Linked DNA regions of Homo sapiens: all the other regions are linked to region 5. The links are chromatin loops, found by intact Hi-C in ENCODE. Cell type or tissue: dorsolateral prefrontal cortex. All regions are shown on one strand. Each heading gives the region's core, and the rest is flanking DNA. Links, peaks and the distances in the headings are about the cores only.

Region 1 (6,053 bases), core at 294-5,293, 290 kb before region 5:
CAGGGCCACCTCCTCCAGGGAGATTTCCCTGACACTCTGTTCTGGTTAGGGCACCCCCGGATTCCCACAGGCTCTGAGGCGTTGACCTGTCCCAGGAATAAGCATTCTTCTGCGGCTGTCTGCATACACACGTCCTCCATAAGATGCTGAGCTCACTGAGGGCACGGGGGCCCTGGGGCTGAGCTCAGCGTGAGCTGAATCAGCGATTGCATCCCTGGGCAGTGTTCATCAGCTGCCGTTCTGGTCAGACCTTCATTTGGGGTTTGGTGCCTGGGCACATCTGGGTTGGTGATTTTTGGTGGTGGGTGTTGTCTTGGAAGCCCACCTTGCTCCCATGTGTCCCAAAGGCCCCCACTTCCTCCCTGCCCCACATCCACTTCCCAGTGAGGCCTGAGCGGGGTGTGTGCATGTGCATCTTTGTCCCCAGGCCTACCCGAGCGAGGCTGGGCTTTCCAATGCTTACCCTTGGTCAGGGGCCCATCGTCAGGCCACTGGGGTTATGTTGGGGAGTGGGGTGGGCTTGGGATTGGGGGCTTGATCCTCCTGTCTTGAGTTCAGAGACCTGGGTCTGTGGCCTGCCTGGTTCTGAGTGACCAGGGACAAGTCACCTCCCTCCCCTGGCTCAGCCTTCTCACCTGTAAAGGGATCCACGGCCCTGTCTGTGCAGGTGCAGTGGGTGCCTGTGTTAGTCTGCCAGGGCTGCTGTAACAAAGCATCACAGACTGGGGGCCTCAACAGAACGTCACTCTCTCATGGTCTGGAGGCCGTGAGGCCAAGATCAAGGTGTTGGCAAGGAAGGGCCCTTCCTAGGAGTGTGCGGGAAGGCTCTATTCCAGGCCTCTCTCCTCAGCGTATCAGTGCCGTCTTCTCCCTGTGTCTCTTCACCTCATCAGAATTCCCTCTATGTGTGTGTGTGTCCAAATTTCCCCTTTTGATAAGGACATGGCTCGTACTGGATTAGGACCCATCCTACTGACATCATTTTAACTTAATGACCTTTGTAAAGACCCTATCACCAAATAAGGTTACAGTTGGCTCTCTGGTATCCAGGGATCAAACCAACCATGGATTGAAAATATTCGAGAAAAAAAAATTAATTTAAAATAACAACACAACAACAAAAATACAAATAAAATATAGTATACCAACTATTTATGTAGTATTTACATTGTATTAGACATTATAAGTAATCTAGAGATGATTTAAAGTACATGGGAGGATGCACTTAGGTTATATGCAAATACTATGTCATTTTATTTATTTATTTATTTATTTTCTTTGAGATGGCGCTTTGCTTTTGTTGCCCAGGCTGGAGTGCAATGGTGCGATCTTGGCTCACTGCAACTGCTGCCTCCCAGGTTCAAGCATTTCTCCTGCCTCAGCCTCCCGAGTAGCTGGGATTACAGGTGTGTGCCACTACACCCGGCTAATTTCTGTATTTTTAGTAGAGACGGGGTTTCACCATGTTGACCAGGCTGGCCTCAAAGTCCTGGCCTTAGGTGATCCACCCACCTCGGCCTCCCAAAGTGCTGGGATTACAGGCGTGAGCCACTGCGCCTGGCCACTATGCCATTTTATACACGGGACTTGAGCATCCTTGGATTTTTGGTATCTACTGTGAGGGTCCTGGAACAAATCCCTCGTGGATATCAAGGGACAACTACACTCTTGAGGTTCTGGGGGTTAGGACTTCAACATTAGAATTTTGGGGGATACCCAAGCATGGTAGCTCATACCTGAATTCTCAGTGTTTTGGGTGGCTGAGGCAGCAGGATCTCTTGATCCCAGGAATTTGAGACCAGCCTGGGCAATAAAGCAAGACCTTGTCTTTACCAAAAATAATTTTAAAAATTAGGTGGACACGGTGGTGCACGTCTGTAGACCCAGCTACTTGGGAGGCTGAGGAATGTCGCTTGAGCCCAGGAGTTCAAGGCTGCAGTGAGCTATGATCATGTCATTACACTCCAGCCTGGATAACAGAGGAAGACTCTGTCTCTTAAAAAAAAAAAAAGAAAAGAAAAAAGAAAAGAAAAAAGAATTTTAGGGGGATATCTCCCAAATTAACTATTTGCCCTTATCCCAGGCTCTGCTTCTGGAGGAGCCCAGTGGAGCCACTGCCCTACCTTGCTCTTCATCCCGGTGAGGATCAAGCCAGCAGATGCTGGCCACTGCTCCACGGCCATGGACTCAATACCCAACACAACAGACAAATCCCTGTCCTGTGGAGCTCATGGCCAGGTTGGGGGTGGGGGTGGGGCAGGCTGCAAACGTGCCATTGGTTTGGCTGAGGGTGGGCCTGGGGAGGCTACTTGAGCCCAGGGTGGTCAGAGAAGGCCTTACCAAGGAGGTAATATTTGAGCTGAGACCTGAATGGTGAGAAGATTCCAGCCATGGCAGGTGTCGGGAGAAGAGCACTTCCACTATCGGATACAGCAAAATGAAGCTGTCTCTGCCCCTCCCATCCTACTTCCCAACCACAAGCACTCAAGCCAGGAAGACCTGAGGAGCATGACTTCAGGGAGAAGAGCCAGATTCCTGTCCTGAGAGCAGTGATGGAGGCTGCTTAGTCTGGAGGAGAAAGTGGAGCTCCCTGGATCCTCCAAAGGGCTGTCAGAGGGCAGAAAGGTTGATGAGCTCTTCGTGGAAGTAGAGCAAGAGCCAAGAGTAGATGTTACACGGAGATAGCAAGAACTTTGTGATGAAGACACATGGAGAGTGAGACCCCCACCCTGGACGTATTTAAGCCCAAGCTGGATGATCTCTTGGCAGGATACCATAGAGGGGACCCAGAAAGTCTGGGTTCGCTGTCAGAAGCACCCAGACAGGGCCAGCCCTCTGATTTTCAGCTGTGGTAACAGTGGGCCTCCTCTCCTGCCCCTCTTATGAAGTCAAAGAAAACAACTCTGCCCTTGGCCTAGAATCACAACTGCCTGGGGACAGTTTCCCAAGGGCACATGGTAATTCCTGTACTGTCCTTGTCATCCGCCAGGTGGCACTGTTTGCCTGGTGTTGGGGCAGAATTGAACTCCCTTAAGCATTTTTAAACGACTGGTGAACTGGGGAGATACCAGTGTTGCAAGGACCCAGGAATGGCCAGAAGGTGCACTGCCCGAGTGTGGAAAATCCTTACAGACCCCGAGACATGCGCTAAGATGGTAGTGGGTATATGTGGCCTCATGAGAAGGGTCAGTGCAGACCAGAGGCCCCTCTCACCTCTGCCACCTTCCAGCTGTGTGACATTGAGCAAACCACCTCTCAGAGTCTCGGTTTTCTCCTCCATAAATCAAAGACTGGCCCCACCTTGAGATTTTGCCGAGATGATTAAAAACAATCCACGTGCCTGGCCCGGAGCAGGTCGCCAATAAAACATGGCAGCAGCCATCAGTGGTGTAGGAACTGTGGTGTAGGAACTAAGCTCTCAACGTCTAAATGGCCCCCCAAAGTCTCCAAGAGCCCCTTCTCTTATCTGAGGAAAGACAGGTGGACGTTCCTGCCCCTCTTAGTCCAATGATGGGAACTTTGATTGCCCTTGAGGGCCCTGGTGGCTCTCCAGGCTAGTGAGGCCTCTGCAAAGCATGGCTTTCTTCCTGTTGGCGACTTCCATTCAAGCAGATGCTCTCCAGACCCCAACTCCATAGAGAATCACCCTTTTGGAAAAAATGGTGCTCCTCTCCTCTTCATGGTTTGCCTTTTTTTTTTTTTTTTTTTTTGAGACAGGGTCCCGCTCTGTCACCCAGGATGGAGTGCAGTGGTGCGATCTCAGCTCACTGAGCTCACTCAGCTCACTCTGCCTCCTGGGTTCGAGTGATCCTCATGCCTCAGCCATTCACCTCCACGCCTGGCTAATTTTTTGTATTTTCAGTAGAGATGGGGTTTTGGGGTTTCGCCATGTTGGCGAGGCTGGTCTCGAACTCCTGAGCTCAAGTGATCTGTCTGCCTCAGCCTTCCAAAGTGCTGGGATTGCAGGGATGAGCCACCTCACCCGGCCTTATGGTTTGCTTTTCTTATTTGGTTTCTTGATAACAATTAATAGAGGTTCTTGAATCCCTCAAAAGTGTTCACTGTGGAATGTGAAGCTTTCTGTAGTTTCATTCCTGGTGCTAAGTGCTGGTAGAAATTTGTGTAGATTCCCTTGGGACTTTTTTTTGTTTGTTTTTTTGTTTTTTTGTTTTTGTTTTTTGAGATGGAGTCTCGCTCCGTCGCCCAGGCTGGAGTGCCGTGGTGCAATCTCGGCTCACTGCAAGCTCTGCCTCCTGAGTTCACGCCATTCTCCTGCCTCAGCCTCCCGAGTAACTGGGACTACAGGCACCCGCCACCACGCCTGGCTAACTTTTTGTATTTTTAGTAGAGACGGGGTTTCACCGTGTTAGCCAGGATGGTCTTGCTCTCCTGACCTCGTTATCTGCCTGCCTTGGCCTCCCAAAGTGCTGGGATTACAGGCATGAGCCACTGCACCCGGCCCCCTTGGGACTTTTTCTAAGCATATGCCTAAGCCCACATTCATGTAAAAGTTATTATTACTTTTGAAAAATGAAAAAATACTGGTTCCTCCATTCATTCATTCGTTGTGCATTCAACCTGTGTTTGGTGCTGTGAGCCCTAGGGTGCAGTGAAAAACAAGGCTCTTAAAACCCTGCCCTCAGTTGGCATTCCAGCTGGGAATGACATACACTCCATAAGCAGGAGCAGAGGAGGGCGCTGGTAAATTGGAGTAAAGGGTTAGCGAGTGTGTTTGTTTCCTGCTGTAATGAATTGCCACAAGTGAGAGAAATTTGCTCTCTCACAGTTCTGGAGGATAGAAGCCTGAAATCAGTGTCACTGTGCAGAAATCAAGGTGTCTGCAGGGCCGTGCTCCCTCTGCAGGGCTCTAGGGCAGACTTGTTCCTCGCCTCCTCCAGTTTCTGGCAGCTGCCGGCCTTCCTTGGCTTGTGGCCACATCACTGCCGTCTTCCAGGCCAGCATCTTTGGAGGTCTCTCCACTCCATCTGCACCCTGTCTTCTCTTCTGTGTGTGGTCATCACTCTGCCTCCTCATTCTTTTTTTTTTTTTTTTTTTGAGATGGAGTTCCACTCTTGTCACCCAGGCTGGAGTGCAGTGGTGCAATCTCAGCTCACTGCAACTTCTGCTTCCTGTGTTCAAGCGATTCTCCTGCCTCACCCTCCCCAGTGGCTGGGACCACAGGCACGTGCCACCACACCCGGCTAATTTTTTTTTTTTTTTTTTGAGATGAAGTCTCACTCTGTTGCCCAGGCTGGAGTGCAGTGGCGCCATCTCAGCTCACTGCAACCTCTGCCACTTGAGTTCAAGCAATTCTCCTGCCTCAGCCTCCCGAGTAGCTGGGACTACAGGTGTGTACCACCACGCCTGGCTAATTTTTGTATTTTTAGTAGAGATGGGGTTTCACCATATTGGCCAGGCTGGTCTCAAGCTCCTGACCTTGTGATCCACCCGCCTTGGCCTCCCAAAGTGCTGGGATTACAGGCGTGAGCCACCGTGCCCGGCCAATTTTTTGCATTTTTAGTAGAGACAGGGTTTCATCATGTTGGCCAGGCTGGTCTTGAACTCCTGACCTCAGGTGATCCTCCCACCTCAGCCTCCCAAAGTGCTGGGATTACAGGCGTGAGCCACCACCCATGGCCTGCTTCCCCATTCTTATAAAGACACTAGTGATGGCATTCAGGGCCCACCCCGATACCCCAGGACAATCTCCTCATCTCAGAATCCTCAGTCACACCTGATAGACCCACCCCGCTTTTTGCCATGTAAGAAAACTGTCTCAGTTTTTTGTTTCTATAAAACAAACTGGGTCATTTATAAACAATAGAGGTTTATATGCTTATGGTTCTGGAGGCTAGGGAGTCCAAGCGCATCACACTGGCATCTGGTGTGGGACTTCTCATGGCATCATTCCATGGCACAGGGCTTCACATGGGAGAGAGCAGAAGCTGTCAGCTCAGGTCTTTCGTCCTCTCCTTTTTTAAACAATTTGTTGGAGACAGGACTCACTCCATTGCTCAGGCTGGAGGGCAGCAATGTGATCACGGCTCACTGTA
Region 2 (6,053 bases), core at 736-5,735, 500 kb before region 5:
GGATTGCTTGAGTCCAGGAGTTCAAGACCAGCCTGGGCAACATAGCAAAACCTCATCTCTACTAAAAATACAAAAAAATTAGCTGCGAGTGGTGGCACACACCTGTAGTCCCAGGTACTCAGGAGGCTGCAGTAGGAGAATCTCCTGAGCCCAGGAGGTTGAGGCTGCAGTGAGCTGAGATCATGCCACTGCACTCCAGCTTGGGCATCCAGAGTGAGACCCTGTCTCAAACAAAACAACAACAACAACAAAAGTGTAGTGTCCACCAGGGGTGGTGGCTCACACTTGCAATCTCATCACTTTGGGAGGCCGAGGTGGGAAGATCACTTGAGGCCAGGTGTTTGAGACCAGCCTGGGCAACATAACGAGACCTTGTCTCTACAAAATAATTTTAAAACAGCTGGGCATGGTGGCACATACCTGTAGTCCTAGCTACTTGGGAGGCCAAGGTGGGAGGATCACTTAGCCCGGGAGGTCAAGGCTAAAGTGAGCCATGATCATGCCAAGAGAGTAAGACTCTGTCTCTTTAAAAAAAAAAAAAAAAAAAAGTCTAGTGTCTTCCCACCCACTCCTTTACCTGGCATTTGAGGTATTACCAGCCACTTCCTCCACAAATTTTTTCCTGTGAGCGTTGTTCACTTCACACACCCTGGCCTCCAAACCCCGTGCCTTTTTATCTGCCTTTCCCCTTCTCCCCACAGCATCCTCCTCATTATCCTTACAGACCCACTGTTGTGTTGGTTTTGAGTCTTTCCTGATGTCTCAAGCCAAGCACTGCTGTGGCTTGTCTCTTGCCCACTCTGACCTTCTTGAAGCTGAGGACCATATCAGATTCAATTTGGTCTACTCAAGATCTAGCTCTGAACATGGTGGGTACCTAAGAAATATTTGCTGAATAAATAGATGTTCCAGGTCCTTGGACATTGTGATTGAGTTAATGAGGAGCCCAAGCGAGAAGGGCATTATGGAAAATCTGCAGGTGCACTGGCGCCAGTCCCTGCCTTGTCACCCCAGCAATCTCTTTTTTGTTATGACTCTTTCGCCTCCTTGAGCAGTTTGAGGGGCAGTGGCTGTTCTGTCCCCCATCTGGCCCGCCCTGGCTCCTCCGGCATGTGGTGCACTGGGAGTACCAAGGAAAGTCCCGCCCCACCCTCCCCATGGAACCTAAACCCACCTGGCTGGCGTCCTAGCTTGGGGGCCCTTCATCAGATCTACAGTCTACATTTTGTTCTCATCTGCCACCCATTTGTTTTGTTGCCACAGACTTGGGGACAGAGAGCGTCAGTGGCACCCTCAGTTCACTCCAGCAATGTAATCCCCGTGACGGCTTTGACATGTTTGCCCAGACGAGAGGAAACTCCTTGGCTGAGCAGCGCAAGACGTATGTGGGGCCCCTTTTAGTGGCTCTCTAAAGATATTGGGGGGATTGACCCATGCCTGGTCACAGGCCAGCACAAAAAGGCATTTATTTACCATGTCCAGGACTGCCAGGAACTTTAAAGCATGGCTGTAAGGACTTGGCATTAGATGCAGATACTGAATAAATACCAACTGCCCACCTCCTCCCCCACCCCCCCAAACACACACACACTCTCCTGCCCTTGGGGTTGATTGGAGTGTGATTTCTCCTGTCAGTTGTAAGAGACAGCTTTTCTCTTTTCTCCCCATGCTGCTGCTGCTGCAGACACCACCCTGCCTGGCCCCTCATCCACAGGAGAAGCTTGGAAGCAGGAGGGTGCAGCCATGCAGGGTGAACCCATTCCTTACAGCGAGATTTTCCTGACTAAAATAAGTGGTCAGAGCAGAGGCTCCTCTGATAGCAGCTCTGGCTAGGATGAGCCATCTGGAATTCAGGGAGTTGATTCCAAAAGAGAGAATCTCCTACATCTCAGGGAGGCACTGTACATGTTTTGAGCTTTCTGTTCAGCCTAAAGGCGGGTGAAACACACTTTTTCCCACCTTTCCCAGGGACCCAGCATCTTGGTGCACTCAGCACCCTGAGTCCTGCTTGGGGCTCAGTAGGGTAAGCAGAAACCCAAGGTCCCATGTACCCTTCACCACCAAAGGTTGATTGTAAAACAGATATAGCTAAAGGAGTCGGAGAGTGGAGGAAGACCTCCCATAATCAGTGACAGGCCCGGGTCCCAGAGACCACCTTCCCTGTCAAATGCCACTGAGGCTGCTGCTAATAAAATAAGAATTAATGTTACTTTGTGTTTATCTAGTCTTCCCTCTGAGGAGTATTAGGGCACTTTGGACATTCAGCTTCAGAGATGCTCAGTATTGTTACTCAAGAGAGGGATGTTGAGGTGCACAAAATCTGAGATCGCAGAGATTAGTGGCTCAGCCTGAGCTAGGACCCAGGCCTCCTAGCATCCACTGCAGGGAGACAGACAACATGAGCCCTTAGCCTCTGCTCAATGTCAAGGTTTCAGGAAATGTTTTTCCAAGGACATCTGAGGAAGGACCATAGGATAGAAGTGATTACAGGCCACTACCCCATCCCTCCATGACCACTGGAGGAAAATGAACTCTGCTTGTGCTGCTTCTTCATCTCCAGGGTAACCTATGAGGATCCTCAGGCTGTCGGAGGACTTGCTTCTGCACTAGACAATCGAAAACAGAGTTCAGAAGGGGTAGGTCTTTAACCCTGTTTTTCTGCCTGGAGTCTTCTGGAGGGAAAGTCAGGTGGTTTGGCAAAGCTGGCTGGGTAATTCAGCAGAAACTGGCTTGCACAGGGGGCAGGGACACCCTGGGGGAGAGACCCACGGGGGACACCCCGTGGAACCCAGGTAGTGCCTCATTGAGTCTTCACCTCACCCCGTGAGATGAGGCCACACATGAGCTTCCCAATCCACCCAAGAGAAAACAGTCCCAGGCAGGTGGGAGACAGGCTGAGACACCCAGAGAGCAGACAGCAAGCTGGGGTTCCAATCCTAGGATTAGTGTCCATTTCCAGAACCCCTGCTGTTCCTACCACAGTGGCCCCAAGTTCTCCAGGCACAAGTCTCCTATGGTCACCTGTTACAGTGCCACAGGGTGGTCAGTGCTCTGATAAAACCATGGCCTGCACCAGGAAGGACAATGCTGACCCGAGCCACATCTCTGATGGCCATTTGTCACTGGCCTAGCAGAGCAGTACCAACCCCATTAGAAGGCACTCGAGAGCCAGGGTTTGTTTACAGAGCTGGTGCAGTTGGGTGGTGGCTGGGAGGGTGTCCTGTGGCGGTGAGGGGGTGCGGCACAGTGAAGTGGAGGGAATGGTATGTGTTTGGGCCTCCCCAAACATAACCATGCTTTCTGTACAATTTCGGATTACTGAAGGGGAAAGAATGTGTGTCTTAATGCTTCTCATGAGATTTTTGTTTTTGCCTAACAAAGAAATGTGTATGAATGCACGTCTGTTTGCAGGGGCAGGGAGGAGGAGGGTCCTTGGAATAGCTGCCGACAACAGCTGGAACTCCTGTCTGGGTCCCCCAGCTGGGCTAGAGAGGGCAGTGATCATCTGTCCACTGGACAGGAAGGTTTGCAAAGGGCTGTTTGCTTACTGGGTCCCAATTTTTAGCCTTCTGAAGCCCCTGTCCAATGGGCCCAGGCAGGCAGCAGTGCTGGTTTCCACGGGATGCTCCTTCTTGGGGGAAGGGACTCACTCCCTCATCCATGCTGGTCTTCACCTGGTGGATCTGAGGGCATGCATCCCTCTGCACTGGTCACCAGAGGGCGCAGAAGAGCCAGCTGGCTGCCTTGGGTCCTCAGTGCCGTGCCTTTCCACAGGAGTGGGCAGTGCCACCTGAACCCCTGAGACTGGGACACTCAAAATCAATGCAGTGCTCATGGCTCTGATTCTCCCATTACTTAGAATGTCCTCCCACCTGCCCCAGCGTGGGCATTAGAGAGCCCAGCCAGGGGCCTACCAGGATACTGCCTGGTGAGGACATCCCCTCCTCGTGGCCAACCCTGGCCTGCACTGGGAGCAGCCCTGTTGTGCCCCTATGAGGCTGACCTCATTTGTCCCTCACTCTGGGTCCAGGACCTGCCTTGTCCATGCCAGGGTGTGTCCTGCTGCACCCCTGCCATTATCAGCGCCCAGGCCTGGGTCTGAGCCCAGGAGATGTGAGTGACTTCCCGCCCTTCACCCTTTGTGTGTGTGGCTTGGACTAGCTCCCTGTTTTCAAAGGTCCTGATGACTCCAGCAGGTTTTCCACCCAGCAGTAGGCAGATTGCTTTTTTTGAGATGGAGTCTCGCTCTGGCGCCCAGGTTGGGGTGCAGTGGCGCGATCTTGGCTCACTGCAGCTTTCCTCTCCCAGGTTCAAGCGATTGTCCTGCCTCAGCCTCCTGAGTAGCTGGTATTACAGGTGCCCACCACCACAGCCGGCTAATTTTTGTGTTTTTACTAGAGACAGGGTTTCACTATATTGGCCAGGTCGGTCTCGAACTCCTGACCTCAGGCACTCTGCCCGTCTTGGCCTCCCAAAGTGCCGGGATTACAGATGTGAGCCACCATGCCCGGCCATCAGATTGCTTTTCATGTTTGCTGCTCCATGGGGCAATGCCATGGCCACAGCCTTAGCGATACAGGGCAGCAGAGCATGTGGGCTGTGTGTGTCTGTGTGTGTCTACACATATTCTTGCCCACCTGCAGCATTTCAGGTTACCTTGTCCCATCCCAAGCCATGCTGACCTCGAAATGAAAACGAGGCCAAGGGAGAAATTAAGAACACAATAAAAAAGGGGAAGGCTGGGCACAGTGGCTCATGCCTGTAATCTCAGCACTTTGGGAGGCCGAGGCGGGCGGATCACGTGAGGTCGGAAGTTCGAGACCAGCCTGACCAACATGGAGAAACCCCATCTCTACTAAAAATACAAAATTAGCTGGGCATGGTGGCACATGCCTGTAATCCCAGCTACTCAGGAGGCTGGGGTAGGAGAATCGCTTGAACCCAAAGGCGGACGTTGCAGTGAGCCGACATCATGCCATTGCACTCGGGCCTGGGCAAGAAGAGTGAAACTCCGTCTCAAAAATAAATAAAATAAAATGAATGGGAGAAAATCGTGTAGCCGCACCTCTACAAATCAAATCCAACCAAGTCAGTCAAGAAAAGGTCATCCCAGGGCTGGGCGCAGTGGCTCACGCCTGTAATCCCAGCACTTTGGGAGGCCGAGGTGGGAGTTCAAGAACAGCCTGGCCAAGATGGTGAAACCCTGTCTCTAATAAAAATGCAAAAATTAGGGCCGGGCACAATGGCTCACGCCTGTAATCCCAGCACTTTGAGAGGCTGAGGTGGGTGGATCACGAGGTCAGGAGATTGAGACCGTCCTGGCCAACATGGTGAAACCCCATCTCTACTAAAAATACAAAAATTAGCTGGGCGTGGCAGCGCATGCTTGTAATCCCAGCTACTTGGGAGGCTGAGGCAGGCGAATTGCTTGAACCCAGGAGGTAGAGGTTGCAGTGAGCCAAGATCGTGCCACTGCATTCCAGCCTGGCGACAGAGCTAGACTCCATCTCAAAAAAACAGAAACAAAAATTAGCCAGGTGTGGTGGCAGGTACCTGTAATCCCAGCCACTTGGGAGGCTGAGACAGAGAATTGCTTGAATCCAGGAGGCGGAGGTTGCAGTGAGCCGAGATCGCACCACTGCACTCCAGGCTGGGTGACAGAGCAAGACTCCATCTCAAAAAGAGAAAAAGAAAAAGTCATTCTAGCTACTCAGGAGGCTGAGGCGGAAGGATCACTTGCGCCCAGGAGTTTTTGAGACCAGTCCGGGCAACACAGTGAGACCTCATCTCAAATAAATATTTTAAAAGGCAATAATACACCTAAATTTAGTATTCAAGAGTTTAGAAAAAGAATACACATGCCACTAGAAAAGAGAAAAAAAAAATGTAGGAAAAAGAAAAAAGTAGAATTGCTTTTGTAAAAGCTGGTTCTTTGAAAAGTTGACCCCCTCCCAACCCTGATAGCCGTAATTGAGAGAAGCGGCTCTGGTCAACCTTCTGTGATCTCCTGGAGATTTTCCAAGGGCACGGGAGTAGTTGGCATGAGTATGTGT
Region 3 (6,053 bases), core at 634-5,633, 210 kb before region 5:
AGTTAAGAAACATGTTGCAGTTCCGTGGGCTGCTGCCGGGGAGAGTATCCGGACGGCATCTGGAATGGGATGACGAGGCCCAGCTCTGTGATGCCAGAAGCCCAGTGGGTGGATCAGTTGAGCCAAGGAGTTGGAGACCATCCTGGGGAACATGGCAAAACCCTGCCACTACAAAAAATACAAAAATTAGCCGTGTGTGGTGGTGTGCACCTGTAGTCCCAGCTACTGGGTTGGCTGAGGTAGGAGAATCACTTGAACCCAGGAGGTCGAGGCTGCAGTGAGCTGTGATCACACTACTGCACTCCAGCCTGGGCAACAGAGCAAGACCCTGTCTTAAAAAACAAAAACAAAGACAGGCCAACAGGCCACAACCAGGGAAGCACTTAAATAACTTAATAGTTATCAATGCAGTTGTCCCTGGGTATCCATAGGAGATTGGTTCCAGTTCCCCGTGGATACCAAAATCGGCAGATGCTCAGGTCCCTGATGGGAAACAATGTTGTATTCGAGTATAACGTATGCCCACCCTCCCATATACTTTACATCATCTCTAGATTACTTATCATACCCAAGACAGTGTACATGCTGGGTAGTTACACTGTATTATTTTTTATGTTATTACTTTTTGTTTTTATTTTTTTCCTGAATTTTTCTTTTTTTTTTTTTTTGAGACAGCATCTCACTCTGTTTCCCAGGCTGGAGTGCAGTGGCATGATCTTGGCTTACTGCAACCTCTGCCTCTCAGGTTCAAGCGATTCCCCTGCCTCAGCCTCCCAAGTAGCTGGGATTACGGGGACCTGCCACCAAGCCCAGCTAACTTTTTTGTAGTTTTAGTAGAGATGGGGTTTCACCATCTTGGCCAGGCCTTGTGATCCACCTGACTCGGCCTCCCAAAGTGCTGGGATTATAGGCATGAGCCACCGCGCCAGGCCTTTTTTTTCTTTTTGAGACAGAGTCTTGCTCTGTTGCCCAGGCTGGAGTGCAGTGGCACGATCTCGACTCACTGCAACCTCCACCTCCCAGGTTCAAGTGGTTCTCCTGCCTCAGCCTCCTGAGTAGCTGGGATTACAGGCATGCACCACTGTGCCTGACTAATTTTTGTATTTTTAGTAGAGACAGGGTTTCACCATGTTGGCAAGGCTGGTGTCGAACTCCTGACCTCAGGTGATCTGCCCGCGTTGGCCTCCCAAAGTGCTGGGATTACAGGCATGAGCCACCACGCCTGGCTCTTGAATATTTTTATCTGCAGTTGCTGCGGAGGGCTGGCTGGTGGTGGCGGGACTCATGCTCAGGTGTTGTGCCCAGTGCATGTCATGCAGTATTTCAATGAATCTTCACAGCAAATGCTGTTAATATCCCCTTTGGAGACTGAAGCTTGAAGAGGTTCATTCATACATTCTTCAAATGTTTATTGAGCATCTACTGTGCGCTGGGCACCATCCCGGCCCCTGGCCCTCACGCAGCAGCTTCAGTGGTGAATGAATGTATAGCACTGCCGGTGACACAGCAGGCAAGGGGAGGGACAGACAGGGGTGGTGGTCAGGGAAGGCCTCTCTGATGGGTGTCCTTTCACCAGAAACCTGATTCTCATGCAGGAGGGCCCTCAGGTGTCTGGGGAAGAGCATTCTGTCAGGAAAACACAAGTGCAAAAGTCCTGGGGCACTCTTGAGTGTCCTCGGAGGTTTTAAGGGACAGCTGCCGCTGGAGCCAGGCAGAGGGAGAATGGAGGAGCAGGACGGAGAGGTGGCTGGGGACGGTGGTGCAGGCCTTGCGGGCCATGGGGAGAGACATTCCCTGGACTCTGAGCTGGGAGCCATTGCAGAGGTGGCATGATCTGAGTCAGAGTTTCAAGGTCACTGCACCAAGGACAGAGGAGAAGAGACAAAGGTGGAGCTGAGAGGCCAGCAGGCCCCAGATGGCAGCTTGACCACAGTGGGACTGGCGGAGGTGGGAGCAGTGATCAGGGAGAGCTGAGAGAGGTGGCTTGGCCAGCCCATGGTTGGGCCTGAGTGACCCGTGGGAGGCAAGGCCGTTGGCTGCCCTGGGGCAACCGTGGGAGGAGAGGCTTGTGGAGGAAGAGCTCGGTTTTGCCTGTGTCAGACACGGATGTCCTTGGGCTCCAGACAGTGTGAGAAGGCCAGGCATGGTGGCTCACGCCTATAATCCCAAGCACTTTGGGAGGCCAAGGCAGGCGGATCGCTTGAGCCCAGGAGTTCGAAACCAGCCCGGGCAACGTGGTGAAATGTCATCTCTGTAAAAATACAAAATTTAGCCAGGTGTGGTGGTGAGCACCGGCTACTGGGAAGGCTGAGGTGGGTGGGTCACTTGAGCTCTGGGGGTCGAGGCTGCCATGAGTTGTGCTCAAGCCACTGAACTCCAGTTTGGGTGGCAGAGTGAGACCCTGTATCAGAAAAAAAAAAAAACCCAAAACAAAACAGACTGTGTGTGAGTCTGGACTCCTGGGGAGCTGGGGGCACTGGAGAGGGGCCTTGGCCCCAGGCCCACTGTGTGCCTTTCTGGGCTGTGGCTCTAGGGAGTGTTTTCCCAGCATTGGGCTGGGGTGCTGCCCGCTTCTGCTCATCAGCACCCACTCCGTCCCTTCCCTCTTCCCTCCCAGGCTTCCTAGGTGAGCCACCTGCTCCCACCCCTCCCTCCACCTGGCCAGCTGGCATCTCCTCCACTCTGTTGGAACATTTCTTCCCAAGGCCTCCTCCTGCTCTTCCTTGTTCAGACCATGGGAGGCTTTCCCGGCCTTCTCTTTCTGGGTCTTTGGGGGAGTTCACACTGCGGACCCTCACTCTTCCTGGAGACCGGCCTTCCTGTGCGCCACGATGCTTTTCTGGCTCTCTTCCTGCTGTTCTTGTGAATTCTGCTTCCTCCACCTGATGTTCATTTGCTCAGCGAATAGTCACCGAGAACCTGCCATGCACCAGGCACTGTGTGTGTCCTCAGAGAGTGAATGACCTCTGTCCTTCCAGAGCACAGATATGTTTGTAATGAACACTGTGATAAGGGCTCAGGAAACAAAGATCAAGGTGTCACAGAGGGACTGACAGGCTTTTCCCTCTGTCATCTGAGTCTCAGTCTGTGGCCTGGACTCCTCAGGGCTTCAGGACCTTGGGTCCAGGCACTGTGGCCCTACGTGGGAGTCTCCAGTCTCCAAAGGGAGCCCCTGCCAAGACCTCCCCAATGTTCTGTTCTTTCCCTATCACTCCAGATGCCAGGGCAGTGGTCCAAGGACCAGGATGGACTCCCTCTTCTCACCTGCCCCCGGATCTGTACCCTCGCGGACTCTACCTGGCTTCGTGCCATCACCCCCGCCAGATCACCAGCAGCAGCTGCTTGCAGCCAGTCTCCCCACTGCTCCTCTCTAGCCACCCTTGAGGGCCATGCTCAGAGGTCCCCAGGTTTTCCAGGAAATGGAACTTTTCCCCTGTCCCGGGAGGCCCTTCTGGCAGGCGTCCTCCCACCTGTATCCTCAGTCATCCCAGGTCTTGGGCCTTTCTGGGTGATCTGGCTTCTCTTGTGCAAGGCTGCCCACAGACCTTTGTTACCGCAGCTTGGAGTGGTCCTTGTCAGGTGTCCCCTCCCTCATGCCTCCTCACCCTGCCCTCTCTGACTCAGGGTTGCTGACTTTTGGGGCCATCCCTGGCACTACAGGTGTCCAGCAATGTCCCCGGCCTCTGCCCACTAGATGTCAGTAGTACCCCAAGCCCAGGCCATCTGAGTGGTTTCCAGACATTGCCTGATGTCCCTTGAGGGCCATGGCTGCCTGGGCGTTCTGAGTACCTACCCCTCAGCACAGCCTGCCATACCTGCTGTCACTGTTTGTCTCTCACTGTCCCCTTCCCAGGAGCATCCTAAGAGAGTTGAAGCGGAGCCTGCTCTGCTTCTGTGTCCCCAATCCTGGCATGTGCAGTGCTCCGGGTGGCAGCTGCTGCCTGACCTTCTGTGTCAAGGAGGGTAGGGCACCTGTTGTAGCTCAGTGCCTGTGCCCAGCACCATGCCTGGCAGAAATGGATGTCCAGGCAGTGTTTATTGGCTTTGTGAGCGTGGATTGCCCATTGACTGGTTTTCTGCAGTGGCACCTGGTGGACAAGGTGAGGCTCCATTGTGCCAGGTTCTATGCACACCCCGACTCTGTGAAATAAAGCACTGCATGGAGGTAAAGAGCAGCAGTCATTTGTAGCAGGCTCAGCGATTCCTGGCATCCCAGTGAAGATAAGATAGGCAGCCTGTGCCACTCCAGCTCCCAGAGCCCCCCTGCTTGCCCTGCCCTGCCATGCCCTGTGTTGTCCCGAGGGAGCCAGCATGGGAGGCACAGCAGCTGCCTTGAGCAGTTATTTACAAGAGCAAAGTGTGCACATGCTTTGGTATTTTAACTTTATTGAAGACCAGTTGCATGTAACCAACATCAAAGCTGCTGGAGACATAGCAAGTTGGAACCCTACTTCCAACCTAGAAGGATTTCTAGGCAGAGTTGCCTGTGTCTGACTTCCCTTCCTCACTGGGACCCCGTAAACCTGAAGGGGAGCTGTAAGGAATCCTGCCAAGACGGCAGATGCACACGGGGTCACGCCGGTTTCCTCCAGCCTTGGGAGGGTGCTTCCTGGTGCCTTTGTTTGTCCCCTTCCAAGCCCTGCGTGGCCACCCTGCTTTCTGCTCTCCCTGGGTGCCTGGCTCTCATGTGCAGGTCTTTGCTTGGGGACACCCAAGTCCATCCTCAAGGTCAGTGTGCAGCTCCTCCCCTCTGAGGCCCCTCTCTCCCACAGTGCACCCTGCCCAAGACCTCTCGCTCCATTGGGCCGGGGGTGGCTCCTGCACATGTGCTCCAGAGAGGAAAGGCATTTGACAGGTCAGCTGCAGACAGGTGTTCTGACACTCACTGTCAACCAGACCAAAGCCCCAGCCCTTGGCCCTGCAGAGGATACCTATAGAGGGGCAGCAGGCCTTATGTCTGTATCAGGACGCTGACCTGTCCCTCTGGCCGGGGACTTTCCTGCTTTTAGCCTGAGAGTCTCTTTCCCTGGAACCCAAGTCAGTCCTGGGCAGAACAGGACAGTTGGCCACTGTAGTCTGGAGAGTTGTTTGGGAAGAGGCAGCTTTTCCTTTCTGGGAGGTGAGAGTCCACTTGCTGCGCTGGGCCGCTGGCTGGGCCTGGGGTTTCCTGGGCCTGGATGTTTGACCTGCTGGCTGGTACTGGCAGCAGCTGCACCCCAGGGTGGCCAGACGGTAGGTGGCGCTGTGGGCAAGGTGAGGTGTGCTTCTCCTGGCTCCTGGGAGGAGGAAGAGGAGGAGGAGGAGAAGGAAGAAAAGGTGTGGGTGCTCCTGCCTCACCTCAGTCACCTCCTCACCTGCAGCTCCCTCACCTGCCTACCACCCTTAGTGTGAGTTTGCTGCTGCTGCTGCCTCAGTTTCCATTTTCAGATCCCCAGCCAGCGGTCTATGGCTCGTTTCTGAGTGCCCCAAGGGATCCCTCCAGGTGCCGGGAAAGCCGACCTTGTAGGTGCTATGGGATCAGCCCAGGCCCTGTACCCTTGTCATTCACATCCCCTTCCTGGGCATCGGTTTCTCCATTTGTAAAGTGAGGACGCTCAGCTGAGGCCCCATCTAGCTCTGAAATGCTGCAATCCCTGCGCTTTACCAAGTCCTGGCTCTGGGGCAGCTCTGTGCCGGGACGGGACCCTGCCCTCCTGGGCTGGCACTGGATTAACAAGGTCAGATTGGACATTAGATGTTACATAGAAAAATCAGCATTTGGTTAATAAGAAAGCTCACAACTTATTAACCAAGGAGTTACGGAGAGAGCATAACCAGGTAATGCGTGGGGAGACAGGGTCGTGGGGGCTGGAGGAGGTGATGGTGGGCCATAGGCAGGGCAGCACTTGGCCCACGTGGGCTTTTTGGAGGAGTCATAGGGGCAGGGTGGGCAGGAGTTGAGGCCAAGGAAAGGGATATGAGTGTAGACAAAAGGTGGACTACAGGTGGGCCTGGGGCTTGTGAGGGAGGACCCCAAGTGCATACCTGCAATCTGGACTGTCTGCTCAAGGATG
Region 4 (6,053 bases), core at 667-5,666, 680 kb before region 5:
ACAGGCGTGAGCCACCATGCCTGACCACAAAGGGTTAATTTAGATTTGTGGATGCTCACTTTACATAATGGTGGCACTTGATCTACTGCCTTCTTTTCCTTTTTAAAAAGCCTAAACTTACTAGTTAGGCTCTTGGAAGTACCTGGCACATGGTAGGTAGTCAAATGTGAAAGAAAATAGGAATGAATGAATGAGAAGGGAGGTGCATAAATCAGGCCCATGCATGCTTTTTTTTTTTTTTGAGACAGAGTCTTGCACTGTCACCCAGGCTGGAGTGCAGTGGCGCAATCTTGGCTCACTGTAAGCTCCGCCTCCCGGGTTCACGCCATTCTCCTGCCTCAGCGTCCCGAGTAGCTGGGACTACAGGTGCCCACCACCACACCTGGCTAATTTTTTTGTATTGTCAGTAGAGACGGAGTTTCACCATGTTAGTCTGGATGGTCTCGATCTCCTGACCTCATGATCCACCCTCCTCAGCCTTCCAGAGTGCTGGGATTACAGGCATGAGCCACCGCGCCCGGCCCCCGACCCCCACGTGTTCTCTCTAAAGACCTTACCAGTTGTGAGATATTTGTGCGTATTTGAAGTAGTAGAAGATTAAACCGCAGTGGGTTCTTCTCAATGAACACTTCAGTCAGCAAGCTGATTGAACTTGGCCACTTAGGAATGGCCATGCCATTGAAGGTTATCAGAAGGAGAGGAGGAGTTTACGAAAGGGTCACTGAGGTGTTGGAGAAGGAGATATTGCAACAAGAAGACCTATATGAGGTTGTTGTGGCAGTTTAGTTCTGCACCAGCTTATCAGAGGTCTATTGACTCCCAGAGTGGCAGGTGTTCTGGAGAAACCTATCTATTCAGCGTATCTGGCTGAATGCAACTGCCTGATGAAGTCAAGGCTAGAAGTCTTGTCTCTGCTATTTACCAGTTGTCTGTCACCAAGACAAGATGTTTAGCTTCTCTATCACCTCCGAGGCATTAGCTGCCTTGTCATCCTCATAGAATAGTGGTGTGGATTGAGGGAGATTATGTAGTCTGTAGATCAGGGTCCAGCCTGCCACCTGTTTTTGTAAATAGAGTTTTATTGGAACACAGCCACATGCATTCATTTACATATCATCTATGGCTACTTTCACTACAGTGGCAGAGTTGAATAGTTGGAACAGATATTGTATGGCTTGCAAAGCTTAGAATATTTACTATCTGATTCTTTGCAGAAAAAGTTTGCTAAATGTTATACATTTGGCCTGAAGGATTTTTTTAACAGCTTTATTGAGATATTTACTTGCTATACAATTCATTTACTTGAAGTGTAAATATAATAGTTTTTAGTATATTTACAGAATTGTACAGCCATTGCCACAATCAATTTTAGAACATTTTTATCACCCTTAAAAGAAACCTGCACCCTTTAGCTATCATCCACCCTTACTACTTCCATCCCTTGGCAACTACTACTTTCCTTTGTTCTTTTATAGATTTCCCTGTTTGGGACATTTTATATAAATAGAATGTGGTCTTTTTTGACTGACTTTTTCACTTAGCATAATGTTTTAAAGTTTGGGTTTTTTTTGTTTTTTTTTGTTTTTAAGAGATTGGGTCTCATTCTGTTGCCCAGGCTGGAGTGTAGTGGCACGATCACAGCTCACTGTAACCTCAAACTCCTGGGCTCAAGTGATCCTCCTGCCTCAGCCTCCCAAGTAGCTAGGGCTACAGGCACACACCACCATGCCCGGCTAGCTTTTTAGTGCTTTGTAGAGATGGGGTCTTGCTCAGGCTGACCTCAAACTCCTGGCCTCAAGTGATCCTCCTGCTTCGGCCTTCCAGAGTGCTGGGATTACAGGAGTGAGCCACCATGACCAAACGTTTTTAAGTTTTATCCACCTTGTATCATGTATCAATGACTCCATTCTTCTTTATTGCCAAACAATATTCCATTGTATGTGTAAATATGCCACATTTTACTTATCCATTCATCCATTGGTGGACACAGGGTCGTTTCTACCTTTTGGCTAATATGAATAACGCTACTATGAACATTCATGTACAAGTTTTTGTGTGGACATATGTTTTCATTTCTCTTGGACATATACCTAAGAGTAGAATTACTGGGTCAAATGGTAACTCTGTTTAACTTTTGGAGGATCTGCCAGACTGTTTTTCAAGGTGGCTGTGCCATTTCACATTTCCACCAGCAGTGTTTGAGGGGTCCAGTTTCTCTATATCTCAACACTTGTTGTTGTCTTTTTTATTACAGCTGTCCTAAAGGGTTTGAAGTGGTATCTCATTGTGGTTTTGATTTGCATTTCTCTGATGAATTATGTTGAGTATCTTTTCACGTGCTTAATGGCTATTTGTATATTTTCTTTGAAGAAACGTCTATTCAGATCCCTTGACCATTGTTTTTTTTTAAAGAGAGGGGGTCTTGCTCTGTCACCCAGGTTGTAGTGCAAGTGGCTCAGTTACAGCTTACTGCAGCCTCAACCTCCTGGGCTCAAGCGAGCCTCACACCTCAGCCTCCAAAGTAGCTGGGAACTACAGGTGTGTGCCACCATGCCCAGCTGACTTTAAAATTTTTTTGTACAGACAGGGTCTTGCTATGTTGCCCAGGCTGGTCTCAAACTCCTGGACTCAAGCAATCTTCCCACCTCGGTCTCTCAGACTTGAACATTTTTAAATTGGGTTATTTGTTGTTGTTTTTGAGACAGGGCCTCGGTCTGTTGCCTAGGCTAGAGTGCAGGGGTGTGTTCATGGCTCACTGCAGCCTCAACCTCCCAGGCTCAGGTGATCCTCCCATGTCAGCCTCCTGAGTAGCTGGGACTACAGGCACGTGCCACCATGCCTGGCTAATTTTTGTATTTTTGTAGAGACAGGGTGTTGCCATGTTGCTCAGGCTGGTCTTGAACTCTTGGACTCAAGTGATCCACCTGCCTCAGCCAGCCAAAGTGCTGGGATTACAAGCTCGAGCCACCATGCCCAGCCTATTTGTCTTTTTGTTATTGAGTCGTAAGAGTTCTTTATGTATTTGGGCTGAAGAATTTTGATACCTGAAAAGAGTTGGTTAGAGCCGCCCTAGGATTACAGATGGCCCTGGAGTTAGAATTTCACCTTTAAGGTTTAAGGCCCACCAGATGGCACTGTTTTAAAAGATAAAGGCACTGAGACAGCTCTGAAACCAGTACTTCCTCTTCTTGGTGCACTGTGGGAGTTGTGGTTCCTGAGGCTGGTAATCTTTCTAAAGGAAAGGCCAGTTCTGCATGATCCTACAAAGCTAGGCTGATTTTTTTCATCTTTAAAGACAGGGTTACCATTGATGTCTGCTAACCATGTATTCACCGAGAACATGGAAGCTTCATAGGTTTCTGGTGGTCTCACATTTTGTCTTATGTGACATTGTTGGGGAACATGGATCCCCCAAACGAATTGTCCAGATCATGTTCTTTTTTTTTTTTTTTTTTGAGACAGAGTCTCATTCTGTCACCCTGGTTGGGGTGCAGTGGCGCAATCTTGGTTCACTACAACCTCCGCCTCCTGGGTTCAACTGATTTTCAGCCTCCTGAGTAGCTGGTATTACAGGCAGGCAATACCACACCTCGCCAATTTTTTAATTTTTTGTAGAGACAGGGTTTCACCATGTTGGCCAGGCTGCTCTTGAGCTCCTGGCTTTAAGTGATCTGTCCCCCTCGGCCTCACAAAGTTCTGGGATTACAGGCATGAGCCACCATGCCCGGCCCCAGATCAAGTTCCTGTATGCCTGTGTGGAGCCTTTACTTGGCTCCCTTTGCTGTCTTTGCAGTGATCTACATGTCCCCCATATGTGGCCCCATTGCCCTCTCTAGCATCTTAGAGAATCTTGCATTCTCCTTCTGACCATCTGTCTAGTCCACAACTGCTCTCTAGAAACCCTGGTCCTTCATGCAACCTGTTTCTTCATCTGGAAACTACTTCCACAGCCCTGCTCTGCCAAAAAAAAAAAAAAAAAATTGAATCAATCAGAAAGTTTGGTACCTCCTGCCTCACCTTCAAGTTGCAATTTAATTCTGACTAATCGTTCCACGTGCCTGCCCCATCACAGAAGTCACCTTATTGTTTGCCTGGTTTAGTGTCTGTATTCCTACTAGACAGTAAATGGCTGGAGAGTGCAGAGATGAGCTTTGCACATGTCCCATCCCCAGGACTTGTATGTCCTGGAACATGATCAGTACTCACCAAAGCTTGTTCCAAGACACGTTTGCCCCTCCAAGTGTCAGTGGGTCATTCAGGAGAGCCCCTGGCTAAAACACATCTATGTGCACCTGCCTTCTAATCTGAGGCCTGGCGGCCCCTGGGCTTCTTTTGCCCTTCTGCCGTCTCATTTTCTGCATGGTTTTCTTCTGCTTGGAGAAATTTTTGGTGGCTTCTTCCCTGCCCTCCATCTATCCCACTCCCATCTAGTTTTTTCTTATTCAGTTACAGAAGTGAGCCTGGCCAACAAAACAGAAAAAAGACTTCCCTCTTGGGAAACCTGGCTGTCCCAGGAGCTTTTGAAGGTTCAGCCCTGTGCTGGCAGTTCCTGCCTTGAGTCTGTTCGTCTGCCCCAGGTCTCTTGGGTTCACTTCCCAGACCGGGCCTGGAAGTATGCTAGAGTGCTCACTCTTGTACATTTGTACACTCTGCTGGCTCTTCCTGCTGACATGGGAAGACCCTTTCCCCAGTGTTGAGTCAGAGCTTTCAGAGCCCTTCCCAACTTCCTGCCTGGCCTGGCTTTTATACATGCAGCCCAGCCTGTTGCATTGGAAAACACAAAGGACATGGTCTACCTCACTCCAGACCTGAGAGAGGAAAGGAGGCCTCCAGACCCATGTCTAGCCTGCCATTTGGATATGACCAGGACAGCATGTAGAGAAATTTAAAAGCAGTAGGGTGCTGTAAACTTCTAATTTTAGTGTCAAACGTATGAGATAATCAGTGTTGTGATTTCAGATGAAGGTGCCATAGTAAGACAACATCATCTTGGTGGACAGATCTGATCCTAAAAAAACACTTTATTTTCTTTTTTTTGAGATGGAGTCTTGCTTTGTCACCCAGGCTGGAGTGCAGTGGTGCGATCTCAGCTCACTGCAAGCTCCACCTCCCGGGTTCACGCCATTCTCCTGCCTCAGCCTCCCAAGTAGCTGGGACTACAGGCGCCCGCCACCACGCCCGGCTAATTTTTTGTATTTTTAGTAGAGATGGGGTTTCACTGTGTTAGCCAGGATGGTCTCAATCTCCTGACCTCGTGATCCGCCCGCCTCAGCCCCCCAAAGTGCTGGGATTACAGGCGTGACCACCGCGCCTGGCCTAAAAAAACACTTTAAACTCTGTCTATTTTATTCACTCTTGTATCCCAAGTGCCAAGACACATGGTAGACACACACATATTTTTGTGGGAAAACAATTTGGGCCTTAGTTTAGTAAGTGCAAATGTGGAATGCAATTTTGGGCCCTCTGTCTGTAAGTATTAGTGATAGCAAATGAGATTTATAGAAAACTGATATGATGGGAAAACATAAAAATATTTGGAGTAGGCTGGGCGCAGTGGCTCACGCCTGTAATCCCAGCACTTTGGGAGGCTGAGGTGGGCGGATCACGAGGTCAGGAGATCGAGACCATCCTGGCTAACATGGTGAAACCCCGCCTCTACTAAACAAAATGCAAAAAATTAGCCAGGCGTGGTGGCAGGCACCTGTAGTCCCAGGTACTCGGGAGGCTGAGGCAGGAGAATGGTGTGAACCGAGGAGGCAGAACTTGCAGTGAACCGAGATCGCGCCACTGCACTACAGCCTGGGCGACAAAGTGAGACTCCATCTCAAAAAAAAAAAAAAAAAAGGCCAGGCGCGGTGGCTCACGCCTGCAATCCCAGCACTTTGGGAGGCCAAGGCAGGTGGATCACGAGGTCAGGAGATCAAGACCATCCTGGCTAACACGGTGAAACCCCGTCTCTACTAAAAAAAAAAAAAAAAAAAAAAAAGCCAGGCGTGGTGGCGGCGCCTGTAGTCGCAGCTACTCAGGAGGCTGAGGCAGGAGAATGGCGTGAA
Region 5 (6,053 bases), core at 574-5,573:
CATTTAACAATTCTTTCAAAAAGGAATTTTATCAATGCTAAACGTCTTAGACATTATTTTCCTTCAGGTTTTAAAGATAATTTCTTCTTTTTTTCTGGCTTCCTGTATTCCATTATTTTGCAAGTCGTCTGTTTTCAGTCTGAAATATTTAGAGTCTTTTTTATCCCCAGTGTTCTGAAATTTCAACATGTCTGTCCAGCAAAGGCTCCCTCTTCATTTATCCTGATAGGCACTGGCAGAGTTCTGGGACATTGCCAGTCTCAGCTCTGGAAAATTTCTTCCCCTGCATTCTTTTGGTTATGTCTTCTGGGACCAGAAAATGAAACTTTGACTCTGTCCTCCATGTATCCTAACTTTTATTCTGTGCTTTCCATCTCTTTGTCCTTTCATGCTGCCTTCTAGAAGTCCTTAACTCAATCCTCTTACTCATTTCTTTGCTCGTCAGCTGTGTCCATTCTGCTATTCATCCCATTTATGGAGTTTTTTCAATGACCAGATTTTAACTTTCTAGATTCTCTAGTTGATTTTTTTGGGGATCCAATAGCCTATCCCATCTCTCCAGGGATACTGAGTACACCTTTCTAAGTCCTCATCCTGGTGCCTTAACTCCCTTTCCTTGGGTGTCAATTCTCTCATTGAGGAGTTTGCTGCCTGTCATTCACAGGCTCATCTCTGTGTCTGAAGTTCATGGTTAGCCAATCTGCAAGCATCACAGCTCTCTCCCACAGCCTGCCCCACTCGTGGGGTAGCAGAATGCACCACCAGCCACTACCTAATGTTCTGTGCATGGGGGCCTCCATTCTCCCTAAACACACCAGCCTTCCAGGACAGTGCCTGCCCCTTCAAGCCTTGCACTCACATTACTTCTGATGACCACTCCCTCAAAACACAGATACCTGTGTTATCTGCTTGGTCTGGGTGTGTGTGTGTGTGTGTGTGTGTGTGTGTGGTGGTGGTGGTCAGGAAGAGGGTTGAATTCACCTGTGGCTCCTACTGAGTACCTTGAACAATCATCCCATCAGGGCCCAGGGGCCTACAGTGGCCCCAACTTTTCGCAGCAGCCAGCCCCCTCCCACCATTGGCCCCAGCCTCTTCTGCCTTTAAGGCCTTCAGCATAGTGTCTGGTCAACCAAGCGCACCAGTCTTGTTTTCAATGTGGTTGTGAATTTTAAAAACATATTTTTTGTCCCCTTAGAGGATTTGGGATGATGGGGGAGGCTTCAGTGTGAGTCACCTGCTACCCCATCCCTTTCTATTTCTTGCATGCCTCTGGGCATCTTAATCTCTGCAGCCTGAGGTGCTGGGCATCAGCCCTGGAGTCAAGCTGAGCCTGGACTGCACCTTCTCAGCATGACTTTTCACAGAATTGAAAGAGTCTAGGCCAGGCACGGTGGCTCACACCTCTAATCCCAGCACTTTGGAAGGCCAAGGCGGGTGGATCACCTGAGGTCAGGAGTTCGAGACAAGCCTGGCTAACACAGTGAAACCTCGTCTCTACTGAAAATACAAAAAATTAGCCGGGCCTGGTGGCGGGCACCTGTAGTCCCAGCTACTCAGGAGGCTGAGGCAGGAGAATGGTGTGAACCTGGGAGGCGGAGCTTGCAGTGAGCCAAGATCGTGCCACTGCACTCCAGCCTTTGCGACAGAGCGAGACTGTCTCAGAAAAGAAAGAAAGAAAGAAAGAAAGAGTCTATGTGGGCTGGGCGCTGTGGCTCATGCCTGTAATCCCAGCACTTTGGGAGGCCGAGTCAGGTGGATCACCTGAGGTCAGGAGTTCAAGAACAGCCTGGCCAACATGGTGAAACCCTGTCTCTATTAAAAATACAAAAATTAGCCAGGCGTGGTGGCTCACACCTGTAGTCCCAGCTACTTGGGAGGCTGAGGCAGGAGAATCGCTTGAACTTGGGAGGGGCTGAGGTTGTGGTGAGCAGAGATGGCACCATTGCACTCCAGCCTGGGCGATAGAGTGAGACTCCATCTCAAAAACAAAGAAAACGTCTATGTGGACCTTATTTCATCCTCACCAGGATTCATGACGTGATGAAGTGTCTGGCATCTGCTCAATATATGTAGGATCCTCTCCCCATTTCTCCCTTGCCACCGCCGTAGAAAGTCAACTCCTTCCCTGGTGTCTGTTTGCAGTTAGCAGTCTAGGCAGTGAGTCCTGTAGGGGACAGAAGAGATAGACTACCCGGGGGGCTGGAGTCGTCGGGGACCTTTTGGCGGAAGGGACAGGCGGGCAGGGCCTTCAAGGAAGAACAGGCTTGAAATAAGTGGTGAGGGAAGGAAGAGATTCAGGCTGGAGGTGGGGGCAGGCGGGAAAGACAGACCAAGGTGAGGTGTGGGAATGTCAGGGAAAACCATCGTCTGCTTTGTTTAGGCAGAGGTCAGGGTCTCAAATGCCATAGGGGGCCAGGAGGTGACAAACCTGGGACCAGGGCTGGGTCTGAGGGCGGGGGGACTGAATCCTGGGGCAGGATGCTTAGTCAGGTTACTGCCCAACCAGCCCAGCCGTCTGTGCCCACCTTCTGAGGACTTGCGGTGGAGGATATAAAAGTACCCTGAAAAAATACAGTGAGCCGCCAAAGTGCTTCTGAGGGCTGCCAGCTTGCAACCTCTGGCGTGTGTGGGCGCTCAGTGCTGGGACCATGGGAGGGGCCTGCAGCAAATGGAACCTACCATGAGAACAGGGACCCATGGATGTCTTTGGGCACCTGCCTTCCTCCTAGCCAGGCCTGCGCAAAACCCCAGCCACCCCCCAGTCTGTCTCTGAGGCCTCAAATGCCCACAGCACTTTGCTCTTTTAGGTGAAGTCACAGCTCTGGTGATTCATCTTGCCCCCCGGCCAACCAAGTGGTTGAGGCCCCCAGGGCCTGCCCACAGGAGCTTCCAGAACGTGCCTGGGGTCAGAAAGAGATGCTGATCATTAGGAACATCCTTATGGGACCAGAACATGGGGCAGGTCTGGTCTGGGTGGTGACTGCAGGCCCCAAGAGAGGTCCCTCCAGGGAGGCAGTGAGGACTTAAGCATCCAGAGCCGGTCCTCTGGCATCATCCAGTGGCCATTTGTGTGAATTGCAGCCCCACACCACTGCCTGATCATTCTCCAAGGAGCCAAAACTACCAGGAGTAGCAGAAAACCAGGGTGAGAATACAAGATTTCTGCCCACAGCCTGTTTGCATCTCCTCAGCCCTGCTTCTTTCTAAATTTTAAGGAGACTGATTATTGCTGGGTTCCTTTAGGCCCCGACCTGTGAGTACAAGCCAGCCTTGCCAAATCTAATCAAGGACTTTTTTTTTTTTTTTGTAATTTTATCCAAATTGCCAACTGGGCAGAGACGATTCCTGAACAGGCAATTTGGCTACTATTTGTACATATTTCTACCCTTAAGAGTCATCTTGTTACAGCCCTGGCATAAACTGGCTTAGGGCCTGTAAGAGCCCAGAGGAAAAGAGTCTTTTTTGGACTGTAGCGCGTGAAGACCCAGCCTCTCCCTCTCCAAAGCCGCAGGGCACCCTCAGCCTAGCCCCCCAGGCCTGGGCAGCTCTGGATAAAGGTAACACTGCAAAAGCTGCTGCTGACACAGCCCACACTGCCTCCCTGCTGCAGGGAAGTCAGAGCCAGGGCTTGTGCAGAAAGCGCCGGTAAAGACAGGTGAGCGGCAGGTGCAAAGCCGCAGGAGAGAGGCATGCGAAGAGCCCCAGGAGCCCCGAGCGCCGGGGAGATGGGGAGGGCCAGGTCCTGAAGGGTCTTCTTCCAGTGCTAAGCTAAGGAGATCCCACTTCATCCCCAACGTGACAGGGAGCTGTGGGTGGGCTAGAGGTGCAGCCCGAGGCCCAGCTGAAACCTGCACAAAGCCCTGGCTTGGAAGCAGAGCGACTTTCCTCTTCAGGCCTCCTTAAGGTCTTGCTGGTAGTGCATGCTTGAGGTTTGTGGCTGGGGACAAGAAGGTTTCTGCTGGTCAAGGGTGAGCCCCCTACCCTGGTAGGCTGCTCACGGGTCCTCAGTCTGGCTGGCGCCCTGGGCCCATCAGACATTTGTCCACAGCAGCCCGGGGCGTAAGGGGAAGAAGAGCTGGCCCAGGAGGGCAAGAAGAGCAGGTAGGGAATGGGGCCCTTCCCCCTTCTTTCCCCACAGCTGCCTGTACCCATGCACGCCCCATCATAAGCACGCGCGAGCAGTCATTTGAAGGGGGCTGTGCTGCCACCTGGTGGCCACACCAGGACAATGTCCCTGGAAGGACTCCAAGTTCCTGTGGAAGGCCCCTCTTCCCCATTTAGGACTCCCTCCCCTGAGCCCACCGCCTTGCTTTACAGATGAAGTCAGTTCCCTCAATCAAGCAGCAACATTCTGGAATAAATGTCCCTATTTCCTTCAACCCTTTCTCATGGATGCTGACCCACTCTCATTTGTCAGCAGAGGAAGTCGGCTCAGAGAACAGTCACACAGCAAGTCGATGGCAGCGCCAGGCCCTGTCCTGCAGACTCCTTGTCCCTCTCTCCTCTGAAGCAAACTCTGGGGGCTGAGCTCCCACCCCAGCCTTGCTTGCTGTGTGGCTTGGGGCTTGCCAATGAGCCTCTCTGAGTCCTGGTTTCCTGGGGTTGACACCATGATGCAGGGTATAGGAAGGGTTAAATGAGGCGCAGGTGTAACAGAATCGGGTGCACATGCAAAAACTCAGATGTGCAAATAACTGTTCCCTATTAACTACAACTAATCACTTTTTTTAATTGCCAATTAAAATGAACTCAGTCTTTCCATTAAAGCGGTCTTTGGTTGAACTCAGGCTCTTTCGGGGAAGCATTGAGTCGTTCAAAGTTTCCATGCCCTGGAGGGGCTGATGATCCCTCTGTGCTTGAGAGGGTCTCCCTCATTTCCTTCCCTGCCACGGGCACATCTGGATCCAGGAGCTGGCTTCTGCTTCAGGGCCTGGCCGTGCTGCCTTGTTTCGCCGGGTGGGCCTCCGCCCTGCCTGCTGAAGCTCCTGAAGCTCGGCGAGGGGCCTGCTCCTGAGGCCCAGCCTGGGCCCCAGGGGTGCTCTGAGCCCCTCAGGTCTGGCTGCAGCTCCCATCTGACCCCAGACCGCATGGTCCCCCGCAGCCCTCAGCCCCAGCTCACTTCGCCAAGCAGGCAGTTGCCCACCAAAGTTCTTGACCGTGGTTCCTCCACAAGCACACAGAATCCCCTGGATTTTTCCTTTCCAGGCTGAGGAAGAGCAGGGGGCCTTGGGGCTCTACCTGGGGCTCACCTGCTCAACCTCTCTCATGCCATGCAGAACCAGCCCCTCACCAGCTGGGGTTTCTGTGGGATTCCTGTTCTCTTGCTCATACCCCCCAACACATACAACTACTATTGAACCAAGACAAATGGGGGTCACTTCCCAGGGCCCTGGCTCATCCTCCAACAGCGTGGCCCCTCCGAGGCTCTCCTCCCACCTAGGACCAGGGGCAGATTACAGTCTAGTGGGACCTTTCCCCAGGTCATCTCCTTCCTCCCTACCCCATGGACTTCCTGTCCTGGATGACACCTGCCCTACCTTCCCATGGGGTGGTGGGGGTCATCACTTGGCCTGATTGGCAGGAGTGCAGGGAAGAAAACTGAGGCAACAGGAGTTGTCTACAAAGTGCTGTCTCCATTGCATATGTAAGCGCCAGGCCAGTCACACGGTGGAAGATCAATTCGCTCATATCCCCTTCTCCTCACCCTCCTTGGCCCCAAGACTGACAACTGAGGCCACCTCAGTGGCTGGGCCTGCCCCTCTGGCCTCTAAGAATTGGCCTGCTCTGGCCTGACCCTTTCTGCCTGTCCTGTGGTTTTGCTGCAAGCTGAGCATCTGGCACCCACCTCGGATGGAAGCCCAGCTCCTGACCCCAGGCCCTGCTTTACCCAGGAACACCTGGGCCCCAAGAGAATGCCAGGCCAGACGACAGTGCCAGGAGGCCACAAGCGCAGCCCCAGCATGGCCACCGCCTAGGGCAGCCCCAGCAGGCCTGGCCACACAGAGATGGTTCGTGCCATCCCTAACCAGGAACAGCTCCAGAGGGTGGTTCTG

The links. Hi-C counts contacts between places; a loop is a spot of excess contacts. Peaks named below come from ENCODE experiments on the same cell type or tissue, not always from the same donor. Only the 100,000 strongest peaks of a DNase experiment are listed, where the experiment ranks them.
Region 1: a loop joins it to region 5, with 10 times the contacts of the local background. A loop is called at or near these places in 109 of 110 quality-filtered maps.
Region 2: a loop joins it to region 5, with 2.8 times the contacts of the local background. A loop is called at or near these places in 5 of 110 quality-filtered maps.
Region 3: it touches region 5 in a loop (6-fold over the local background); 75 of 110 quality-filtered maps call a loop at or near these places.
Region 4: it touches region 5 in a loop (3.0-fold over the local background); 12 of 110 quality-filtered maps call a loop at or near these places.

The regions. Positions count from the first base shown.
Region 1 is chr17:17,638,933-17,644,985 of GRCh38, reverse strand. No RefSeq gene overlaps it. Among named protein-coding and RNA genes, the nearest start is that of SMCR2, 36 kb to the left of the region's middle. In dorsolateral prefrontal cortex, for the core only: a CTCF peak has its summit at 2,973 (motif pointing right); a DNase peak (open chromatin) is centred at 2,995.
Region 2 is chr17:17,858,059-17,864,111 of GRCh38, reverse strand. It overlaps TOM1L2 (target of myb1 like 2 membrane trafficking protein), which reads left to right. Exons shown (of 15, transcript NM_001082968.2): 11 at 1,264-1,381; 12 at 2,561-2,636. Among named protein-coding and RNA genes, the nearest start is that of SREBF1, 24 kb to the right of the region's middle. RefSeq lists enhancers at 3,964-4,013, 4,787-5,287. In dorsolateral prefrontal cortex, for the core only: CTCF peaks have their summits at 3,502 and 3,723 (motif pointing right); DNase peaks (open chromatin) are centred at 3,731 and 3,969; H3K27ac peaks cover 1,556 bases.
Region 3 is chr17:17,568,082-17,574,134 of GRCh38, reverse strand. The region is part of intron 2 of PEMT (phosphatidylethanolamine N-methyltransferase); the gene reads left to right. Among named protein-coding and RNA genes, the nearest start is that of PEMT, 21 kb to the left of the region's middle. RefSeq lists enhancers at 4,309-5,198, 5,199-6,053. In dorsolateral prefrontal cortex, for the core only: CTCF peaks have their summits at 3,712 (motif pointing right), 5,026 and 5,226 (motif pointing right); DNase peaks (open chromatin) are centred at 3,268, 3,688 and 5,221.
Region 4 is chr17:18,030,764-18,036,816 of GRCh38, reverse strand. All of the region lies in intron 1 of ATPAF2 (ATP synthase mitochondrial F1 complex assembly factor 2), which reads left to right. Among named protein-coding and RNA genes, the nearest start is that of ATPAF2, 5.4 kb to the left of the region's middle. In dorsolateral prefrontal cortex, for the core only: a CTCF peak has its summit at 3,147 (motif pointing right); a DNase peak (open chromatin) is centred at 3,165.
Region 5 is chr17:17,353,247-17,359,299 of GRCh38, reverse strand. No RefSeq gene overlaps it. Among named protein-coding and RNA genes, the nearest start is that of NT5M, 53 kb to the right of the region's middle. RefSeq lists enhancers at 3,363-3,863, 3,864-4,364. In dorsolateral prefrontal cortex, for the core only: CTCF peaks have their summits at 3,060, 4,009 and 4,208 (motif pointing left); DNase peaks (open chromatin) are centred at 3,049 and 4,209; H3K27ac peaks cover 831 bases.